Linked DNA regions of Homo sapiens: region 1 is linked to region 2. A link is a loop called in an ENCODE intact Hi-C map of the cell type or tissue named here. Cell type or tissue: tibial artery. All regions are shown on one strand.

The links. Peaks named below come from ENCODE experiments on the same cell type or tissue, not always from the same donor. Only the 100,000 strongest peaks of a DNase experiment are listed, where the experiment ranks them.
Region 1: a loop joins it to region 2, with 3.0 times the contacts of the local background. A loop is called at or near these places in 5 of 110 quality-filtered maps.

The regions. Positions count from the first base shown.
Region 1 is chr2:237,312,755-237,316,754 of GRCh38, reverse strand. No RefSeq gene overlaps it. Among named protein-coding and RNA genes, the nearest start is that of COL6A3, 99 kb to the left of the region's middle. RefSeq lists enhancers at 925-1,525, 125-3,578. In tibial artery, a CTCF peak has its summit at 1,505; a DNase peak (open chromatin) is centred at 1,409; H3K27ac peaks cover 4,000 bases.
Region 2 is chr2:237,473,125-237,477,124 of GRCh38, reverse strand. No RefSeq gene overlaps it. Among named protein-coding and RNA genes, the nearest start is that of MLPH, 12 kb to the left of the region's middle. RefSeq lists silencers at 1,429-1,508, 1,529-1,938. In tibial artery, a CTCF peak has its summit at 1,533 (motif pointing right); DNase peaks (open chromatin) are centred at 1,064, 1,534, 2,454, 3,174 and 2 weaker places; H3K4me3 peaks cover 1,454 bases; H3K27ac peaks cover 2,473 bases.

The sequences.
Region 1 (4,000 bases), 160 kb after region 2:
GAGCAAGACTTCGTCAAAAAAACAAAAAACAAAAAACAAAAACAACCGGAACCCCTGTTAGGTTAATTAAGCCCACCCCTGTGGAGAGACGCGGGAACCTGAGGGCTGTGGTGGGGAGGATATGGGAGGACTGCGTTCATCACTGCTCCCGTATAAGTTCATGTGTATGCAGCCATGACACACAGTCATCAGTGACATTTAAGAGTCTGTAGTTCACCCTATATAGGCATAGGTATAGGCATCACCTTCCCTACTAACTCCCTTGACAGTTTCCAAAAGAGGCAAAACAACAGAAACAAAGCTTTCTAGTTTTTGTTTAAGGGAAGCACTTAAAGTAATAAGACTTAATGACACGTAAAGTCTATTGTGGTTTCCTCACTGTGGGACAGGAAAACTGGGTCCTTATGTGACTGTCAACCTGACTGCCTCAACTAGACATGACTTTGCTGACTGTCTAGATTTGAATGTTGGGGGTCTGTGCCCATCATCCTAACCACACTTTTTTCCTGTCTTCTTCATTTGCTGGTGGCCTTCATTAATTCCTGGGCCAGGTCTAATGCTTGTGACCTAAGACAGTGATTTGGAAAACAGTACGAAGATTGAGTACAAGTTTAGGGCTGTGCAGAAGGACCTCAAGAGTGTCTCTATCTTTGTTTTTCTGTGAGGCAAAAGAGGACTTTGGCAATAGATTGCCTGGCCCTTATCTATACACAATGAGTCGTTTGTTGAATTTCCCACCTCATGGGGCGGGGGAACGAATGCTACTCAGTGTAAGATGCAACTTCAGGATAAGAAAGATAAATATTAACCGTTTCCAGAAAAAACTTATGCGTGTTTAATGATATTCAGAATAAAGGTCTCAAATTAGAATATATTCTAATTCTGTTTTATTCTATTCTATTCTAGTCTGTTTTAGAATATATTCAGAAAACTGTTTCTTTCCACGAGGTTGCCCTGGGAGAAGCTTGAGCTGAGGCCTGAGTCTGCTTAACATCAGGCTGTAACCAGCTGGCCAAACAGCTTTGATTTGTGAAGTCAGTGTCTGAGGGGAATTTATATGAGTGGCTCTAGGGTCTCTGCCACAAATAAATCACACAGGGACCTCTTTTCCTGAGACGACCGGAATGCAATGGAACAATCGGCTCAAATCCCTGTACTTATTTGAATTTCAATATAAAAATCCATTTTCACCTACAGCACGTTCATAAGCAGATCTCTGTTAGTTCACTTGCCCCTGAAGAGCTCTCTAGGATGGAAATCCGTTCCTGTCCCAGGATCCATGCTCCTGTCCCTGTGGCCATGTGATCTGAATTTCTCTTGCCTTTTAAGGAAACAGGCTCTGCTGCTGGCCTTGGTTCAGCCGCTGCATTCCAGCCTGCACACATGGAACGCATTGCCTGCCACTGAGCAGGACAGCCTCGCCAGCGTGGCAGAGAGCAGCACTAAAAATAGCGGGGTGCAGCTCAGCAGGCTCTGCCGCGCAGCCTGGCTGTCTTCTGTGGAAGTGGAGGCACTGTCTGCGGAGCCTCATCAGGACTCAGCTGATTCCCTTGTTTGGCTGAAGTTGTTACTCAAACCCCAACCCAAATTAATTGTTGATGTACAGAGAAAGGGCACCATTCTGGAGCCTCTCGGGGTCACTCCCTTTGTGACCTCCCTGAGCACAAGGCTTAGGCCTCCTTAGGCTCCAGGAGCAGGAGTGGGATTCTCACTAGACAATTTCAAAGTGGGTTGAATGTGTGATAACAGGGGATGTATTGGCAGCCAGGGCAGCCACTGCGATGGTGGCTCAGAGACCCCCCTCAGCCTCAGTCCCTTGGGGTCCTTTTGGAGCTCACGGAGCATACTTGGTCTAGGTGGAGTCACAGTCTTGTGTCTTCAAGGGCTGGGTGGGTCTCTTGGGCAGAGGAGGAGCAAAGCACTAGGGACTGCTGGGGCTTGAGGCAAATAAGGAAGAGGTGTCCATTCTAAAGGCATTGGGGTTTGAAGACTTGAATACACTCCTGCCAAATAAACGTCTTCTGGGCAACTCTGGCCCTTGAGCCACCAGCTTGCAATCTCTGGTTTAGAGGCACTGAGTTAAATGCACCTCTAAGTACATGTTTCTGTGTCTGGTCTTCTGTAGAGTGCTGCGCAAAGCTTCATCTGGCCTGGGAATGAATGCCCTTGCCCTTGACCAAAAGATCATTGAATGTGACCCCAACAGAAAGACTGTACAGATGACAGACCTAGGTTTTATAGTGAATGCATAGGTGTTTCGGCGTGAGAGTGGCCGGAGTTGTCTGAAGGTCCGGTTGTGTTAAGTAGCCTGTTTCTATGAAGAATAAGCAGAGTTCTTGACACAATGCAGATGCGCGTTCTGGATGTGCTGCTGAACCAGTGCCATGAGGAAAGAGGAGACCAAGCTTTATTAGGCACCAGATGCCGAGGAAGCTTCCATAAATGGAGAGCCTGAAGAAAGGAGCTTCTAGAAGGAATGCTTCAGACCAGGTCCTCCAGCTCCAACTGGCCTTGGAGATTTGGCCTATACTGGTCATCATCCTATCTGGTAATTAAAAAATCCAAGCAGATCCAAGAACAATCATGCTGGCACGGGCGTACGTGTAAGTTTTAATGTCTGGTAACCATTTTGGTGTGTAGTTAGCAAGCAATGGTCTGTGCTATGGGATGTGCATCCACAAGGATGAATGCATTAGAGTTTCTGTCTCTCTGGCCTAGCAGGGGAAACAGATGTATAAACAATGACTGCTGTGCAAAATGATAGGAGCTTTGATGAAGGCATGCGTGCCATCAAGAGACCCTCTGTGAACCACGCACTGTGAAAAGCAGTGGGGATAAGAAAATGAAAAATCTTGGCCCTTGCTCTTAAATAGCATTGAGAGACAGATGCACAGGCAAGTAAAGACAAGATAATATTTGTTCCAATTGAGGTGAGGGTGAAGCCTGGGAGTTGAGGAGAAACACATTCACGTCTACTCAACAGCACCTGGGGAGACTGAGTAGCAGGGCTGGCATTTCAGTAGGGCTGAAAGGATGAGACGTTTCTGCACGGTGAGTGCTTGTGCACGTGCAAACACTTGACGTCTCTGGAGAGAGGGGATTATTTAGGGGGCATGAGCTTTGTCATTGGGGCCCTTCCTGGGATAGTGGAGATCTGGCAGGGCTGATAGCTGACAAATAGGTCTTGAAGGGCCCTGTCTGTCATACAAAGGAGTTTATGTTTAAGACAGCACAGAGGGAGGAACATTGACTAAGTGTTTAAGGAAGCAGAGGACATGATTGCATTTCAGTATCCAGGACAATCTACTCTCCATTTTCCCTTATAATGAACTATTAGGTTTATGTCAAGTGGAGCAGGGAGGACGTGAACAGTCTAGAGAGAGAGATGTGAAGGCTTTCCTGAGGACTGTAGCCCTGGGCAAGGGAAGGGGTGGGGGATTGAAGAGATGGGAAGGAGACAATGAGGGGATCCGGGCTGGTGGCTGGCTGGATGTGTCTGGTGAGGAGAGGGCTGAGCGACAAGGGTGCCCAACTGTCTGGGTGCATGGTGGAACCGTTCTTGAGACAGGGAACACATGATGAGCTATGCAATGGTCAAGAAAATTAATGCATCCTGCTTTTGAGTCCTTATGGGGTACAAGCTAATTAGCCAGCAGTTAGATCTATTCATCCAAGCATGGCAAGGAAGCCTTGGATTCAAATGCTGTCACCCAGAGAGAATGTATAGTGAGCAAAGAGAGGCAAGGGCCACTGAGGAGCATCTGCCTTTCGGGATGGACACAGGGATGGGGCCTTCCGCAGGTTTCAAGGGGAATGGAAGAGAGGAAGAAGGAGGTGGGAGGGTGGATTCTGGAAACTGAGTGAGGGTGGGAGAGAACATCAAGGAGAAGAATGTGGCCAGCAGTGTCCAGTATTCGGCGGTCCTTCCTAATGAGATCACGGTTGTGTTTCTCGTGACTGAGTATGATTCTGCAGCTTGGTTTTCATAAACTCCTGATCT
Region 2 (4,000 bases):
TATCTACAACAGGAGATATTCTTTAATGTTTTGTAATAATCTTTTATTATGTTTGAACATAATAACCAAATGACCAGAATATAATACAAACCCACTTGTCATACCAAGAACCAGAAAAAAACCACCCGAGTGAGAAAAGACAATAAATAGATGTTGATACTTTGATGCATCAGATGGTAGAATTATCTGGTAAGAATTTTAAAGCAGTTATTATAAATACGCTTCATAAATTAACATCAGTGCTTCAAAACCAATGCCATAAAAATGCCTCAACAATCAATGTCAAGTCATTGATTTACAGAACATTAATACTTAGAATCAGGAGACTGGGATGTCACACCCACTAGCTGTGTGACCTTGGGCAAGATTTCCAGCGTTACTGGGCACTGATTTCTCTGTCTCCAGAGTGGAGGTTAGGTAGACCATGCAACAGCACACTGGCAGGTCCCGTTAGTTGTCTACTCAATAACCATGTCCCTCGTATGCTAACAGAACCCTAACTCCAGGTAGAGGAGCAAGGACTTCAACTAAAAATAGGCATTTTCCAGCCTCCCTTGCAGTGAAGATAACCTGCATGGACACTTCTGGACAATCGAAGTGCAAGAGGTTCCTGTCCCTTCCAGAATAAACAGGAAACCCTTACTAGGAGAAAGCCCTTTACCTCCTGTCCTTTCTCCCTTCTTCCTGCCTGGATCTTGAATCTGAGATCTGCAGCTACAGCAAGTATCTGGCAACCAGGAGGAGACCAGCAATAGGATGGTGAGGATTGGGGATGGAAAGAAAGCCCAGTGTCCTGACGCATCGCTGAGCTGTGCTCCCAGGCTGACAGGCGACTTCTGAACTCCTTGTTATGGGAGAAAAACACACCTGCACATCTAGGCAACTGTCGGTTGCGTTTCCTGAGCTTGCAGCTGAATGCATTCCTAACTGATTGAATGAGGAAGATGAGGAGGAGGGTGCCAGCTACAATCCTTTCAATGCCAGGTGCTGTTCAAGCGAGTTTACGGGTTCAACCACATTTAATCCTCACAGCTACTAAATGAGGCAGATGCCAGTACGGTCCCCACTTCAGAGAGGACTGAAGGGAGGCATGGGTCCTTGTCTGAGAGGCAGGCGCAGTGAGTCAGGGGTGGAGTAGGAGTGTGTCCACAGCACTTCCGAGTGCCGGCGTATTCACAAATGGCTCATAGGTTCTGTTGTTGTGGTTACCTTAGAGGATTTGTGTGCACGCGCGTGTTTGTGTGTCAACACCTCTAGGATGGTGCTCATGGCATGGGAATTCCTTTCCTCGCTTCCTGCATCCTTCCCCTGGGTCTACTACCTTTTGCCAGGGACTGGGGACATAGGAAAGGATAAAGATCGAGGGCATCCTCCAAGGCTGATCCCGACATCCCCGGGACTGACGTACGGCCTCCAGACCGATGTCAGTATCCTCTCTGCCAAGAAAAGGGGTCCCCGGGCAGGCAGCGCGGACCCCCTCGGGGCCCCGCCGGCTTCGGGCTGTTTCCCGCCGTGACTCCTCCGCTCCGGGAGGGGGCGACAGAGGCCGACGGCTGCAGCCGGGCGCGCCGCCAAAGCTCCTGCTTGTAGGGCGGGCCGGGGTCCGGGGTCTCGGGGTCCTGGGAGGCGGGGCGGTCGGTCCGCTGGGGGCGGTGAAACCGAGCTCGGCTCCTGCCCGGCGTGGCCTCCGTTTCCCAGGCTTCTGAGCTCAGGGCCCCGGCTGGGCTTCGGGAGGGTCCTCCCCGCGCCGCCCCGGCCCTTCCGTCCGCCCCCCGCGGCCCGGCCCCGCCTCGGAGCCATTCTGGGCGCGGCCTGGGCGGCCCTGGGGTGATTACTGCCCCGGCCGCAGTTCCGCGCGCCCCCGCGTCTGCCGTCCCCGGACCCCGAGACCCGAGATGTGCGCCCCCGGCCCTCCAGCCCTTCCCGGGGACCCCGGGGCCTCGGAGCCCCGCGCCCACGCATTGTTTCCTTGGAAATGGAGCCCCCCAGCCCCACGTCATGTTGCCGGGAGCCCCTCGTTACAGCAAGCGGCTGCCGGGAATCAGTGGCCACTAGGACCTTTACCCCGAACGCTACGCAGCCGTGGGGCCGCTCTCCTCCCCGCCCTTTTGTGGGATTCAAAGTCAAACCACACTAAGCCATAAATAAGTGGTTGTGGGAATCCAGCGCTGGGCCCCTCCATCCAACAGACTTTATCCACAAATTACTTGAATGCCTTTTTGTGTGTTTAGTATCAAATTAAAAAAATTCTCCACTCTTAATGCCCCTGCCTGGCGTATCGGCGGCCCAAGCCTCTGCGTGGTCAGCCCCTGGGGAATGACTTTGCAGGGGGGCCTGCATCGCATTGCACCATTGGGCTTTCTGCTCCCTGAGTTCTGCTAGGGGAGTCCCTGGGGTCGGGGAGCCGGAAGTGCTGGGATTTCCCACCATCCTCAAATACAAGGTCAAGATCCCTGGACCGTTGCCCATCCAAGCCCCAGGAACTCCAGGCCTGCAGAGGCCTCCAGGGACCCACCCACAGCCGCCTGGGGCTCTCCAGCCAGGGTTGCGCCCCATCCCCAACCCCAACCCTAACCTTAGCAAGCACTACTGCTTGGGAAGGCCAAGCTCCCAGTTCGTCCCTTTCTGGCCTGAGCTACCCCTGGAAGCCTGGCCCCTGCCCCGCTCTGGGGCCAAGCTGAAGGGGCATCATTTTTGGCCACAGTTGCAGGGCAGAGGCTGGGGTCAGCCAGTGGGTGGACCAGGTGGGCCGGGAGTGCCAGGGGAAGCTGCCAGGCTTTGTTTCTAGCTGAGAGTAGGGGGGTGGATGAGCTGGATCTGGGCCTGCCGTTTCCAAGGAAACAGTGGGAAACTGGGTGTCTCTGTCTGTGGCTTCCTCATGTCATGGGGTGTGTGGTTTCTGGAGCCGCCTGACAGCCTGACCAACTTGGGGCCACTGTGGCTGTGGGAACATATATCCTGAGTTCCAAGCCATTTAGTGAGGAAGCTGCAGAGAGGTTGGGAGGCGCTTCTTCTCACCAACCGTTCTCACCCAGCACCTCCTACCCGAGGGCACCTCCTACCCTAGGGCTTCCCTGGTGCTGCTGCCTTACCTGGGTCTAAGGTCTGAGGTCTAGACGCTCAGCCGTCAGCCCCGGTGGCCTGGGTTTTGCCCCATCTGGTCTGCCTGGTGCCCTGCCTCCACCAACGGGACCCTGAAGCGAGGGCATTGGGCTGTGAGACTTGGTAGTTGAAGGGCTCCAGCCTGGGAGCTAAGCCTAAACTCTCTCCTCCTGGCTTCCAGTGGTTCCCCTGCATGTCCTCCTCCTGCCAGCCAGGGTCTGGGCAGGAGAGAGGTGGCAGAGTTGCTGCCGCGGGGACATCTGACAAAGGTGTGGGCAGAGTTAGGAAACAGTAAGGCAGGTGACGTCCCCGGGGAGGGGCCGCAGTAAGAGCTGTTGCCGCCTCGGGCCGGAGAGAGGCACATGAGGGCTCGGTGTCTGGAATGTGGAGTGTGGAGCCTTGAGAGAGGTGCCCCCAGAGCTGTGGGGTCCGGGCAGCTGCAGCCACTGCAGGCGGGGAGGGAGATGGGGTCAATGCCAGGCTTCTCTCTTCCTGCTCCCCAGGCTCCTGCTGGGCCCCTCTTGGCTGAGCCCATTGGGAAGCTGGTGCCAAAGGGGCAGTTGGTGCAGGCCCTAGTGGCTGGTGTTCGGGATAGAGCAGGGTGGCAAAGGCGGGCAAGGCATCGGGAGGGGCAGACAAGTGTCCTGCTGGGGGCTGCCACCACACTGCCCGGGTGGGTTTCTGAGTGTGCAGGAGCCCTCTCTGGCCCGGGCTGCTGGGCTTTTGGGGCATCGTAAGTGCATCTTAAGGAGCAGCAGCCGGTGGTGTGAGGCTCTACCGCACCCCAGGCCATCTGACCACCTGGGCCACGTGGGCTTCTGGGCTGGCCATCTGGGAGGCAAAGGGAGTCTGGGAAGCCTCCAAGGAGGAAGAAGTGCTTGATCCCTTTGCCTTCCAC